Linked DNA regions of Homo sapiens: region 2 is linked to region 1. Evidence: read pairs that join two places in POLR2A ChIA-PET (ENCODE). Cell type or tissue: GM12878. All regions are shown on one strand. Links, peaks and the distances in the headings refer to the core of each region. The heading gives the core; the rest is flanking DNA.

Region 1 (8,263 bases), core at 2,904-5,403:
ACTGTCCACCTTCCCCCTCCCCAGATCACTTCGACCACATCAAGGCTGTCATTGGATCCAAGTTCATCGGGATTGGTGGAGATTATGATGGGGCCGGCAAGTGAGTGCCTTCCCTGTGGCTTGTCTTGGGCTAGCTGTACAGCAGTGGGGCCTTCACGGTCACCATAGCCATCACGTCCTTTAGGCCTTGACCACACTCCCGGGATCAGTTCTCTGGGCTCTCCTGTTTGTCTTCATCCCAGTGACCCCACTCTAGGACATTATACTTGGCCAAACCACCAGACAGAGCTCATCTGCCCAGCACTGCACGTACCCCCAAGCCCAGGAGACTCACTCTCCCTGAGCAGACCATCAGCAAGGTCTGGTGTGAGCCCTGTGCACAGTGGCTGTGTTTGCAACCACTGTTTTCTGAAGAAGCTCTTCCTCTCCTTCTCCTTCTCCTTTTCTTCCTCGTCCTCCTTCTTCTTTGTCTCCTCCTCCTCCTTCTTTCTTCCTTTTCTTCTTCTTCTTCTTCTCAGGGTCTTGCTCTGTTGGCCAGACTGGGGTGCAGTGGCGCAATCTTGGCTCACTGCAGCCTTGACTTTCTGGGCTCAAGCAATCCTGCCATCTCAGCCTGCAAGTAGCTGGGGCTACAGGCATGTGTCATCATGCCCAGATAATTTTATTTTTGGCAGAGATGGGGTCTCGTGTTGCCCAGGCTGGTCTTGAACTCCTGGACTCAAGTGATTCTCCTGCCTTGGCCTCCTAAAGTGTGGGATTACAGGCCTAAGCCACCTCACTGGGCCTTTTCTTCTTTTTTTCTTTTCTTTTTTTTTTTTTTGAGACAGAGGCTCACTCTGTTGCCCAGCCTGGAGTGCAGTGGCACAATCTCGGCTCACTGCAACCTCTGCTTCCTGAGTTCCAGCGATTCTCCTGCCTCAGCTTCCCAAGTAGCTGGGATTACAGGTGTGCGCCATGATGCCCAGCTAATTTATTTTTCCTTTCTTTCTTTCTTTCTTTCCTTTCTTTCCTTTCTTTCTTTCTTTCTTTTTTGTCTTTTTAGTAGAGATTGGGTTTCACCATGTTGGCCAGGCTGGTCTCAAACTCCTGACCTCAAGTGATCCGCCCACCTTGGCCTCCCAAAGTGCTGGGATTACAGGTGTGAGCCACCATACCTGGCCATTTTCTTCTTTTTAACTCTGGTTGGTAGGGGGGATCATTTGCATTCAGTAAAAGGCATAGATCTTAATAGTATGATTCAATAAGTTTTGATAAATATTCAAGGAGGTTTTGAGGCCTCCTTCTGAAGGATAAAGAGCAGAGGAGAATTACCTACTCTCTCCAAGTCTCCACTTCCCATACCTGACCAGGGCTGGGGTTTCATAGACCCTGGACTGTGGTTCTGAGTCATGATCAGGGAATCAGGTCTGAAACCCACTAGCTGGTGGCCACACAGATTCCCTCAGGGGCTGGAAGACGTGTCCACATACCCGGTCCTGATAGAGGAGTTGCTGAGTCGTGGCTGGAGTGAGGAAGAGCTTCAGGGTGTCCTTCGTGGAAACCTGCTGCGGGTCTTCAGACAAGTGGAAAAGGTACTCTGGGCTGGGCAAGAGAGTAGCCGAGGGGTCTGAGCAAGTGTATCAAGGAGAGCTGTGGAAGCTGAGCACCGACTGCCACCTCTAGGTACAGGAAGAAAACAAATGGCAAAGCCCCTTGGAGGACAAGTTCCCGGATGAGCAGCTGAGCAGTTCCTGCCACTCCGACCTCTCACGTCTGCGTCAGAGACAGAGTCTGACTTCAGGCCAGGAACTCACTGAGATTCCCATACACTGGACAGCCAAGTTACCAGCCAAGTGGTCAGTCTCAGAGTCCTCCCCCCACATGGCCCCAGTCCTTGCAGTTGTGGCCACCTTCCCAGTCCTTATTCTGTGGCTCTGATGACCCAGTTAGTCCTGCCAGATGTCACTGTAGCAAGCCACAGACACCCCACAAAGTTCCCCTGTTGTGCAGGCACAAATATTTCCTGAAATAAATGTTTTGGACATAGAAACAGACCTGAGTTTCCTTCTCTGCAATGGGGACTGGTGGCATCGTCTCCCAGTGCTGGTGGTTGGTGGGGGATCCTTCATTTCAGCCACCAGTTGTTTAAGGAAAGACTGTTGACAGGAGCCCGAGGTGACCCAGGTGATTGGGCTCAGCACTGGATGAAAACAGTGGTGGATCCGGTGGCAGGAGGTGGACCCTATTCCGTGTTCCCTCTGAGTAGCTCATCTCTTTTTATTTATTTATTTATTTATTTATTTATTTATTTATTTACTTTTGAGGCAGAGTCTCACTTTGTCACCCAGGCTGGAGTACAGTGGCGCAATCATAGCTCACTGCAGCTTTGAACTCTTGGGCTCAAATGAAGCTTCTGCTTCAGCCTCTCAAGTAGCTGGGACTATAGGCGTGCACCACCACACTCAGCTAATTTATTTTTATTTTAGCTTTCTGGATTTTTTTTTTCTTCGAGACAGAGTCTTGGTCTGTCACCCAGGCTGGAGTGCAGTGGCACAATCTCGGCTCACTGCAAGCTCTGCCTCCCGGGTTCAAGCAATTCTCCTGTCTCAGCCTCCCGAGCAGCTGGGACTAGAGGCGCCCGCCACCATGCCCAGCTAATTTTTGTATTTTTAGTAGAGATGGGGTTTCACCTTGTTGGTAAGGCTGCTCTCGAACTCCTGACCTCAGGTGATTCACCAGCCTCGGCCTCCCAAAGTGCTGGGGGATTATAGGTGTGAGCCACCGGGCCTGGCTTTTTGTTTTTTGAGATGGAGTCTTGCTCCGTCGCCCAGGCGGGAATGCAGTGGCGTGATCTCGGCTCACTGCAACCTCAGCCTCCCGATTTCAAGCGATTCTCCAGCCTCAGCGTCCTGAACAGCTGGGACTACAGGCATGCACCACCATGCCCAGCTGATTTTTCTTTTTTCAGTAGAGAAGGAGTTTCACCATATTGGCCAGGCTGGTCTCGAACTCCTGACCTTGTGATCCACCTGCCTCGGGCTCCCAAAGTGTTGGGATTACAAGCTAGAGCCACTGCATCCGGCCAGCTTTCTTTTTTTCATTACTTCACTTAGAAGGAGGATTTTTAAATTTTTTTATAGAGACAGGGATCTCCCTATGTTGCCCAGGCTGGTCTCGAACTCCTGGACTAAAGCAATCCTCCCACCTTGGCCTCCCAAAGTGCTAGGATTACAGGAGTAAGCCACTGTGCCCAGATGGAGTAGGGTAACTTTGATTTACCTAGCCAACCATAAGCAAACATTTTAAACTGTGCTTATGTATTATTTTGATAACATTTAAAAAATTAATTGTAACTTCATGCCCTGTCCTTTTCACATGTCTAATGTAGGAAATAGGGAGTCCTCTGAACCTCTTCCAGTTCTGGGGGCTGCCCATTAAAATAATACTTTTTTTATTTTTCCTGAGACAGGGTCTCTGTCACCGCTGGAGTGCAGTGGCACAATCATGCCTCACTGCAGCCTCAACCCCCTGGGCTCAAGTGATCCTCCCCACTCTGTTTCCTGAGTAGCTGGGACCATAGGCGCGCACCACCATGTCCAGCTAATTTTTGTATTTTTTGTAGATACGAGGTTTCACCATGTTGCCCAGGCTGGTCTCAAACTGCCAGACTCAAGTGATCCACCCACCTTGCCCTCCCAAAGTGCTGGGATTACAGGCGTGTGCCACTATGCCCAGCAAAACAATTTAAAATAATAGGCTGAGAGCGGTGGTTCACACCTGTAATCCCAGCACTTTGGGAGGCCGAGGCGGGCGGATCACAAGGTCAGAAGATCGAGACCATCCTGGCTAGCACGGTGAAACCCCATCTCTACTAAAGACGCAAAACATTAGCCGGCTGTGGTGTCACGCGCCTGTGGTCCCAGCTACTTGGGAGACTGAGGCAGGAAAATCACTTGAACCCAGGAAGCAAAGGTTGCAGTGAGCCGAGATCACGCCACTGCACTCCAGCCTGGGTGACAGAGTAGCACACAAAACAAAAAAAAAACACAAAACAAAACAAACCCAAAAACAACAAAACAAAACTAAGCTAAAATAATAATGATAATAATAATAATAATAATAATAATAATAATATAGGAAACAGGTGCACATGCAATGCTTCTGCACTTTTCTTAAACTATTAGCAAAGTTGCCATTCTTCATGTTGTTCCAAGTCACTTAAATAAAGACCTTCTGGGCAGGCCGGGGAGATTTATGGGAGACCAAAATAAACATGACCTTTCTCTGCCCTTCCTGAGAGAACCAAAGCTAGAAGCAGCTGGGTCACACTTGGCCATTAACCCCCAGGCATGAGGAGGAGCAGACAGCAACCAACAAGGGGAAGTGGTCGCCAGAGGCCAAGGCCCTTCTTGAGGTGCCCAGAAGGGGATGCCCACTTATCAGGGAGCCCAGGTGGAAAAACAAGAGACAGACACAGACGCAGAGGGAAGATAATTTAGATTCGGTCTGTGTCATTGGCCTTTCTCAGCAGCAACTGGCCCAGGAAGTTCAGATGCTACCCAGATTCAGGGTTTTTTTTGTTTTGTTTTGAGACGGAATTTCCTCTTGTTGCCCAGGCTGGAGTGCAGTGGCGCGATCTCAGCTCACTAGAACCTCTGCCTCCCAGGTTCAAGTGATTCTCCTGCCTCAGCCTCCCGAGTAGCTGGGATTACAGGCACCTGCCACCAGGACCAGCTAATTTTTTTTGTATTTTTAGTACAGACGGGGTTTCACTATGTTGGCCAGGCTGCTCTCGAACTCCTGACCTCGGGCGATCCACCCAACTTGGCCTCCCAAAGTGCTGGGAATACAGGCGTGAGCCACCATCCCCAGCGTTGTTTTTTTTTTTTTTTTGACAGGGTCTCACTCCCATTGCCCAGGCTGGAGTGCAGTGACACGATCTCAGCTCACTGCAGCCTCAACTTCCTGGCCTCAAGTGATTCTCCTACCTCAGCCTCTGGAGTAGCTGGGACCTCCGGTGCGCACCACCACGCCTGGCTAATACTTTGTATTTTTAGTAAAGACAGGATTTCACCATGTTGCCTAGGCTGGTCTCAAACTCCTGGACTCAAGCAATCTGCTTGCCTTGGCTTCCCAAAGTGCTGGGATTACAGACATGAGCCACTGCGCTGACCCAGATGCAGTTTTTGTTTGTTTTGAGACGGAGTCTTGCTCTGTTGCCCAGGCTGGAGTGCAATGCACTCGGCTCACTGCAACCTCCGCCTCCGAGGTTCAAGTGATTCTCCTGCCTCAGCCTCTTCAGTAGCTGGGATTACAGGCACACACCACCCTGCCCAGCTAATTTTTGTATTTTTAGTAGAGATGGGGTTTCACTGTGTTGGCCAAGCTTGTCTCAAACTCCTAGACTCAAGCAACCTGCCCGCCTCAGCCTCCCAAAGTGTTAGGATTATAGGGGTAAGCCACCGCATCCGGCCCCAGATGCAGTTTTGAGATCTATTTCCCCTGCACCAGGATTTTTTCAACAGGAAATGACGAGGAGCTGCTGGAAGCTAGCCTTGTATTGTCTTTAAGGAGGATTTCTGCCCCAGGTGAAATAACGTGTCAGACCAAGCCCCCTCATGCTCTCAGGACCAAGAGACCTAGTCTGATCTTGTCCCTCAACTCCATGCCTTAGAGAATCCACCTGTGCCTCCTCCACAACAGTTGTTGTAATGCCCAAACTAGACCTCTGCTGGGCTGTTAGCCAACCCTGGATCCCCTCTCCACTCCTCCATGCCCGATCCAGACCTTTGAAGCAAGGTTCAGCTACTGCTGTGGTGCCTCCCCCAACCCCCATGACCCTGATTAGCCCTCACCAGCACTACCCATGATTTCCCTTAGCCAGTATCACCATAATAAAGAAATGAGATGCAAACTGATCAGGGTGCAGGTAGATCTCTTCCCGAGAGGATAACTGCTAACTAACATTTGATGTGTAGACTCTTCTGGGGTCTTTTTGTGTCCGGAATTGGTGGGTTCTTGGTCTCACTGACTTCAAGAATGAAGCCACAGACCCTCGCGGTGAGTGTTACAGTTCTTAAAGGTGGCGTGTCCGGAATTTGTTCCTTCTGATGGTTGGATGTGTTCGGAGTTTCTTCCTTCTGGTGGGTTCGCGGTCTCGCAGGCTCAGAAGTGAAGCTGAAGACCTTCGTGGTGTCACAGGTCTCAAGGCGCCGAGTCCGGAGTTCTTCGTTCCTCTCCGTGGGTTCATGGCCTCGCTGGCTTCGGGAGTGAAGCTGCAGACCTTCGCAGTGAGTATTACAGCTCATACAGTATGGATCCAAAAACGGAATAGCAGCAACAGCCATTGCAAACAGCAAAAGAACAAACCTCCCACTGCCTGGAAGAGAACCCCAGCAAGTTGCTACTGAAAGAGCGGGCAGCCTGCTTTTATTGTCTTATCTGGCCCCACCCACATCCTGCTGATTGGTCCATTTTACAGAGAGCTGATTGGTCTGTTTTACAGAGAGCTGATGGGCCCGTTTTGACAGGGTGCTGACTGGTGCGTTTACAATCCCTGAGCTAGACACAAAAGTTCTCCACGTCCCCACTAGATTAGCTAGATACAGAGTGTCGATTGGTGCATTCACAACCCCGGAGCTAGACACAGGGTGCTGATTGGTGTGTTTACAAACCTTGAGCTACATACAGAGTGCTGATTGGTGTATTTACAATCCCTTAGCTAGACATAAAGATTCTCCAAGTCCCCACCAGACTCAGGAGCCCAGCTGGCTTCACCCAGTGGATGCTGCACCGGGGCCGCAGGTGGAGCTGCCTGCCAGTCCGGCGCCGTGTGCCCGCACTCCTCAGCCCTTGGGCAGTCGATGGGACTGGGCGCCGTGGAACAGGGGTTGGCGCTCGTCGGGGAGGCTTGGGCTGCACAGGAGCGCACGGCGGGGGTGGAGGCTCAGGCATGGAGGGCTGCAGGTCCCGAGCCCTGCCCGGCGGGGAGGCAGCTAAGGCCCAGCGAGAAGTCGAGCACAGCAGCTGCTGGCCCAGGTGCTAAGCTCCTCACTGCCCGGGCCGGCTGGCCGCTCCGAGTGCGGGGCTTGCCAAGCCCACGCCCACCCGGAACTCGAGCTGGCCCGCAAGCGCAGCCTGCAGCCACGGTTCCCGCCCACGCCTCTCTCTCCACACCTACCCGCAAGCTGAGGGAGCCGGCTCCAGCCTTGTCCAGCCCAGAAAGGGGCTCCCACAGTGCAGCGACGGGCTGAAGGGCTCCTCAAACGCGGCCAGAGTGGGCGCCAAGGCCGAGGAGGTGCCGAGAGGGAGCGAGGGCTGTGAGGGCTGCCAGCACGCTGTCACCTCTCATTTTTGTGTCTGTATACTAACATATATATAGAAAAAAATATTCGGCCCGGTGCGGTGGCTCACGCCTGTAATCCCGGAACTTTGGGAGGCCAAGGTGGGCGGATCACGAGGTCAGGAGATCAAGACCATCCTGGCTAACACGGTGAAACCCGGTCTCTACTAAAAATACAAAAAATTAGCTGGGCATGGTGGTGGGCGCCTGTAGTCCCAGCTACTCGGGAGGCTGAGGCAGGAGACTGGCATGAACCCGGGAGGCGGAGCTTGCAGTGAGCAGAGATGGAGCCACTGCACTCCAGCCTGGGTGGCACAGTGAGACTCCGTCTCAAAAAAAAAACCACGTCTCTAAAAAAGAAATAAGGCCGGACGTGGTGGCTCATGCCTGTAATCCTAGCACTTTGGGAGACCTAGGTGGGCAGATCGCTTGAGCTCAGGAGTTCAAGACCAGTCTGGGCAACATGGTAAAACCCTGTCTCTAAAAAAAAATGCAAATATACAAAAATTAGCTGGGCATGGTGGTGCATGCCTGTAGTCCCTCCCAGCTACTTAGGGAGCTGAAGCAGGAGGATCACTTTTACCTGGGAGGTCGAGGCTACAGTGAGCTGAGATGGTGCCACTGCACTCCAGTGAGACCCTGTCTCAAAAAAAAATTTGTTTTAATAAAATAAAAAATAACAATTAGCCATGCATGGTGGCACTGCACCTATAGTCTCAGCTACTTGGGAGGTGGAGGAAGGAGGATCGCTTGAGCTCAGAAGTTCAAGGCTGCAGCAAGCTATGATCAAGGCTGCAGCAAGCTATGATCACCCCACTGCAACTCCAGCCTGGGTGACAGATACTCTGTCTCTTGGAGAAGGAAAAAAAGCTAAAATAATGATCCCCAACAAAAATTGTTCTTAAATTTCATTTTCGGGGCCGGGCACGGTGGCTCACGCCT
Region 2 (5,381 bases), core at 2,882-5,381, 270 kb after region 1:
AAAAATACAAAAAATTAGCTGGGTGTGATGGCGGGTCCCTGTAATCCTAGCTACTAGGGAGGCTGAGGCGGGAGAATTGCTTGAACTCGGGAGGCAGAGGTTGCAGTAAGCCAAGATCGTGCCATTGCACTCTAGCCTGGGCAACAAGAGCGAAAGTACGTCTCAAAAAAAAAAAGAAAGAAAATATGGATTAAACATTAAGAAGGAAGAATCGAATATTTCCATGTTACTTAGTACCCTTGAACCCTGTCCTTAAGCACTTGTTTGCTAGCTCCTGCTCTTAGAAAGGAATTGCAAGTAGTGTTTTTGTCCAAGGTACTGTCATTTCTCAAGGTAGCCAGTGATAAAATGTATATACTCTTTGGGACCCTGGATAGTCCTGAAATTCGTGGGAACATAGCTCACTCTCTCTGCCACCTTTCTAAGTCATTCCCAAGAGCTTCTGTAAAGATTTCTATCAGTCCTCTATAATCAAGGATTTGGAATGAAGACTGTGAAAAATGGGAACTGAGTACTTAGTGTGGTCTTCCTTTCTGGCCTGGGATAACTGTGCTACTCTCAAATTGTCAGCTCTCAATTTCTCATGAGAATAGATAACCCCAAAATAGAACCCAAAACACTTCTACTTGGCTTTGAGATTTTACTGTATCACTTTATAACCTCAAAATCTTTATTATTTACTTTCATAATTGTATTTTACTTAGGATGATAACCTTAGGCAAATCGTGTAATTTCTGGATCGTAATTTTTTTTTTTTTTTTTTTTTGAGACAGTGTTTCTATCTCCCAGGCTGGAGTGTAGTGGCACAATCCCGGCTCACTGCAATGTCCACTTCTGGGTTCAAGCGATTCTTGTGCCTCAGCCTCCCGAGTAGCTGGGATTACAGGTGTGCGCCTTCATGCCTGGCTAATTTTTGTATTTTTAGTAGAGATGGGGTTTCGTCATGTTGGCCAGGCTGGTCTTGAACTCCTGGCCTCAGTGATCGGCTCACCTCAGCCTCCCAAAGTGCTGGGATTACAGTTGGGAGTGACCCTGCCTGGCCTCTGGACCATAATTTCTTAACCTGTATAACAGGAAGCAAAATGAAAATGTCATAAATGTGTAACACTAGAGAATGAAAAGCTAGTTCATACGGTCAGTGGCTGTGATATTGTGAAATACATATTTGGTCTTCTGTCTCTGTTTCCTGGCATGCAATTTCAATAGGTTGGTGCAAAAGCAATTGCAGATTTTGCCGCAAAGTAATGGCAAAAACCGCAGTTGCTTTTGCACCAACCAAATCCCTGGAATCTCCTGAGTGATGGTTTTTTGTATGCTAATGAGTTAACTGGTGGCTGGCAGCTCCTGGGTAGTTTCAGGCTGGGGACTGGTCATAGGAAACATCAAAGCATGATTAGAGGGTTGTGACTTTCAGCCCCACTCTGCAACCTCTGGGGAGGAGAGTGGGACTGAAGGTTAAGTTGATCGTCAATGGCCAGTGGTTTAATCAATCATGCCTAGTTAATGAAGCCTCCATAAACACAGGGAGGGCATGAAAGCTCCAAGCCCCTTCCCCCATACCTTGCCCTATGCACCTTCTTCATCTCTATCCTTTGTAATATTCTTTATAATAAACCAGTAAATATAAGTAAGTGTTTCCCAGAGTTCTGTGAGCTGCTCTAGCAAATTAGTTGATCTGAAGGAGGGAGTCATAGGATCTCCAGTCTGTAGCCCATCAGGCAGAGGCACAGTTGAAACAACCTGGGGCTTTTGATGGCATTGGAAGTCGGGAAGGGGAAGTCTGTGGGACTGAGCCCTCTACCTGGGGGATCTGATGCGATTCTCCAGGTAGATATCGTCAGAATTGAATTGAAGGACACCAGCAGGTGTTGACTGCAGAATTGCTTGCTTGCTTGGTGTGTGGGGAGAAACCCCCACACATTTGGTCTTCTGTGTTGATTATTGTGGTGTGAAAGCAGAGGAAAAACAATTTGAATTTGTCTTTCCACTTTCACAATGACATACCTGTTATGTAACCCATAAAACTATTTATGATAACATGAAAGATGCTTATGTCTGGCCAGTGTGGCGGCTCACGCCTGTAATCCCAGTACTTTCGGAGGCCGAGGTGGGCGGATCACTTGAGGCCAGGAGTTCAAGACCAGCCTGACCAAGATGGCGAAACCCTGTCTCTATAAAAAATAAAAAAAATTAGCTGGGTGTGGTGGTGCATGCCTGTAGTCCCAGCTACTCAGGAGGCTGAGGCAGGAAAATCACTTGAACTTGAGCGCCCAGCAGAGGCGCTCCTCACATCCCAGACAGGGCGGCGGGGCAGAGGTGCTCCCCACATCTCAGACGATGGGCGGCCGGGCAGAGACGCTCCTCACTTCCTAGATGGGATGGCGGCGGGGAAGAGGCGCTCCTCGCTTCCCAGATGGGATGGCGGCCGGGCAGAGACGCTCCTCACTTTCCAGACTGGGCAGCCAGGCAGAGGGGCTCCTCACATCCCAGACGATGGGTGGCCAAGCAGAGACGCTCCTCACTTCCCAGACGGGGTGGCGGCCGGGCAGAGGCTGCAATCTCGGCTCTCCGGGAGGCCAAGGCAGGCGGCTGGGAGGTGGTTGCAGCGAGCCGAGATCACGCCACTGCACTCCAGCCTGGGCACCATTGAGCACTGAGTGAACGAGACTCCATCTGCAATCCCGGCACCTCGGGAGGCCGAGGCTGGCGGATCACTCGCGGCTAGGAGCTGGAGACCAGCCCGGCCAACACAGCGAAACCCCGTCTCCACCAAAAAAAAAACGAAAACCAGTCAGGCGTGGCGGTGCGCGCCTGCAATCGCAGGCACTCGGCAGGCTGAGGCAGGAGAATCAGGCAGGGAGGTTGCAGTGAGCCGAGATGGCAGCAGTACCGTCCAGCCTTGGCTCGGCATCAGAGGGAGACCGTGGAGGGAGAGGGAGAGGGGGAGGGGGAGGGGGAGGGGGAGAGGGAGAGGGAGAGGGAGCTCTTTATTACATTTTTAAACATTGCAAGAGCCTACTGATGGTTTTGGTGAGCTCAGTATATATGGTTTTCTATAGTATGGTTTTGATGGGCTCAGTATATATGTCTTAGTTTATTGACTGTGCAGGAACTAGGTCTGAAATCTTTCATTCTTTCAGCAAATATTTAGCACCAACTACATGTCAGACCTTGTTTTAGGCACTAGGGATATAGCAATGAACAAAACAGACAAAAAATTTGTTGTCTTCAAGGAGGATACATTCTAGCAGGGATGGTGGGGAGAGACAAACAATGGAAGAATACACCTGTTTCTGAAAAGCCAACATGGAAGTAGAGACCTGAAGGAAACGTGAGAGAGAGAGAGAAAGCCACGTGGATGTCTGCACAATAGAGGTTCTTGGATGCAGGGTATATTTTGAAGGTAGAGAGCCAGCAAGACTTGTTAATGGATCAGATGTGAAGTGTGAGAGAAAAAGAAGACTCAAGGATAACTCCAAGGTTTTAACTTGAGCATTTGAAAAGTTTGTGTTACCAGTTTCTGAGATGAAGGCATTGTGGGAAGAGTATGTTTGGTGGGGAGAAACATCAGGAGTTTAGTTCTGGACATTTTAAGTGTGAGATGCCTATTAAACATCCAAGTAGAGATGTTAATAGGCGGTTGTTTGCACCCGTCTGGAGCTTAAAGAGGACCTGGCTGATAACTTTGGGAGTCATCAGGGAATAGATAACATTTAAAAGCCATGACACTGAATGGAACCACCAAGGGAGTGAGTATAGATAGAAAAGAGAAATAGACTGGGGACTGAGCCATGGTTACTACAGTCACCATCAGGAGAAATGAGCAGAAGGAACCGAGAAGTGGTCAGAGAGGTAAGAGGAAAATCAGAAGAAATTTGTGTTGTGGAAGTCGGGTGAAGAGTGTTTCAAGGAGGTTGGAACCTGCCATGTCAGATGCTGCTGATAGGTCAAAGTGGGATGAAGGTGAGAATTGACCACTGGATTTAATTGTATTTGACAAAGATGAGATAGCTGAAGCTTGGTTATTTGTAGTATGATTTACAACCAATAATCCAGGGTTTTCAGCCATGATGCCTGAACACAGAGCATCATGAGAGAGTTGCATAATTGCAGTTTGAAGTTCTGAACATTGTACTTTTCCTTCCTACCTCTTTTGGAGTCTTCATTCTGAAGAAATGCTTTTGGGTCTGGTTACTGCTCTGGGGAAGGGGAGTGTCTGTTAATCACAAATTGGGTTTTTAATGACATTGGGCTGCTGTGCCTTTTACTGCACAACCAATGTCAATGTTTGGGTTTTTTTCATGGTGATGAAGACTTTATTCAGGACCATGGCGGCAGGTATAGGTACCTCTGCAATGAGTCTTGCAGTTGGGGAGAGAGACTGAGCTCAACTCTGAATAGAGCACAGCAAGTGGGGATTGATAGTCAAGGAGCAGGGTAGGGGTCAGTGGATAGAAAATGACTCACAATGTCAGTGTTTTTATCGTAATTGAGCCTCAGAGTGTGAAACCTTTCTCACGTGGAACTCAAAGTGCATTATAAATCTGTCATTGAACACTTTTAAAAATAAGGCTAACTGGCCGGGCGCGGTGGCTTATGCCTGTAATCCCAGCACTTTGGGAGGCTGAGGTGGGTGGATCACGAGGTCAGGAGATCGAGACCATCCTGGCTAACACGGTGAAACCCCGTCTCTACTAAAAAACAAAAAATTAGCCGGGCATGGTAGCAGGCGCCTGTAGTCCAGCTACTCGGGAGGCTGAGGCAGGAGAATGGCGTGAACCCGGGAGGCGGAGCTTGCGGTGAGCTGAGATCGCACCACTGCACTTCTCCACTTCGTCTCAAAAAACAAAGGCTAACTTTGGGAGGCCAAGGCGGGCAGATCACTTGAGGTGAGGAGTTTGAGACCAGCCCGGCCAACATGGTGAAACCCGGTTTCTACTAAAAATACAGGGCTGGCGTGGTGGCTCATGCCTATAATCCCAGCACTTTGGGAGGCCTAGGCAGGAGGATCATTTGAGCCCAGGAGTTCGAGGCTACAGTAAGCTATGATCGCCCCACTGCACTCCGGCCTGACCAACAGAGCAAGACCCTGTCTCTAAAAAAATAATAAATAAAAATACAAAAAAAATTAGCTGGGTGTCGTGGCTCACAGTTGTATCCCAGGTACTCGGGAGGCTGAGGCAGGAGAATCATTTGCACCCAGGAAACAGAGGTTGTGGTGAGCCAAGAGTGCACCACTGCACTCCAGCCTGGGTGACAGAGTGACACTCTGTCCCCAAAAAATAAAAAATAGATAAACATAAGGCTAATTTGGCTGGGCACGGTGGCTCACGCCCGTAATCCCAACACTTTGGGAGGCTGAGACGGGCGGATCACTTGAG

What was found. ChIA-PET counts read pairs that join two places held together with the same protein. Peaks named below come from ENCODE experiments on the same cell type or tissue, not always from the same donor. Only the 100,000 strongest peaks of a DNase experiment are listed, where the experiment ranks them.
Region 2: POLR2A ChIA-PET joins it to region 1 with 12 read pairs; 5 of 35 experiments call an interaction of 5 or more read pairs at or near these places.

Annotation. Positions count from the first base shown.
Region 1 is chr16:67,981,160-67,989,422 of GRCh38, reverse strand. DPEP2 (dipeptidase 2) reads left to right here. Exons shown (of 11, transcript NM_022355.4): 9 at 25-100; 10 at 1,436-1,571; 11 at 1,663-2,029. The coding sequence ends at 1,917. Among named protein-coding and RNA genes, the nearest start is that of DPEP3, 4.8 kb to the right of the region's middle. RefSeq lists silencers at 4,203-4,497, 4,620-4,719. In GM12878, for the core only: no CTCF peak of the experiment used is centred there; a DNase peak (open chromatin) is centred at 4,372; H3K4me3 peaks cover 550 bases; H3K27ac peaks cover 1,482 bases.
Region 2 is chr16:67,709,859-67,715,239 of GRCh38, reverse strand. The region is part of intron 1 of GFOD2 (Gfo/Idh/MocA-like oxidoreductase domain containing 2); the gene reads left to right. Among named protein-coding and RNA genes, the nearest start is that of GFOD2, 6.8 kb to the left of the region's middle. RefSeq lists enhancers at 4,354-5,131, 5,132-5,381. In GM12878, for the core only: no CTCF peak of the experiment used is centred there; no DNase peak of the experiment used is centred there.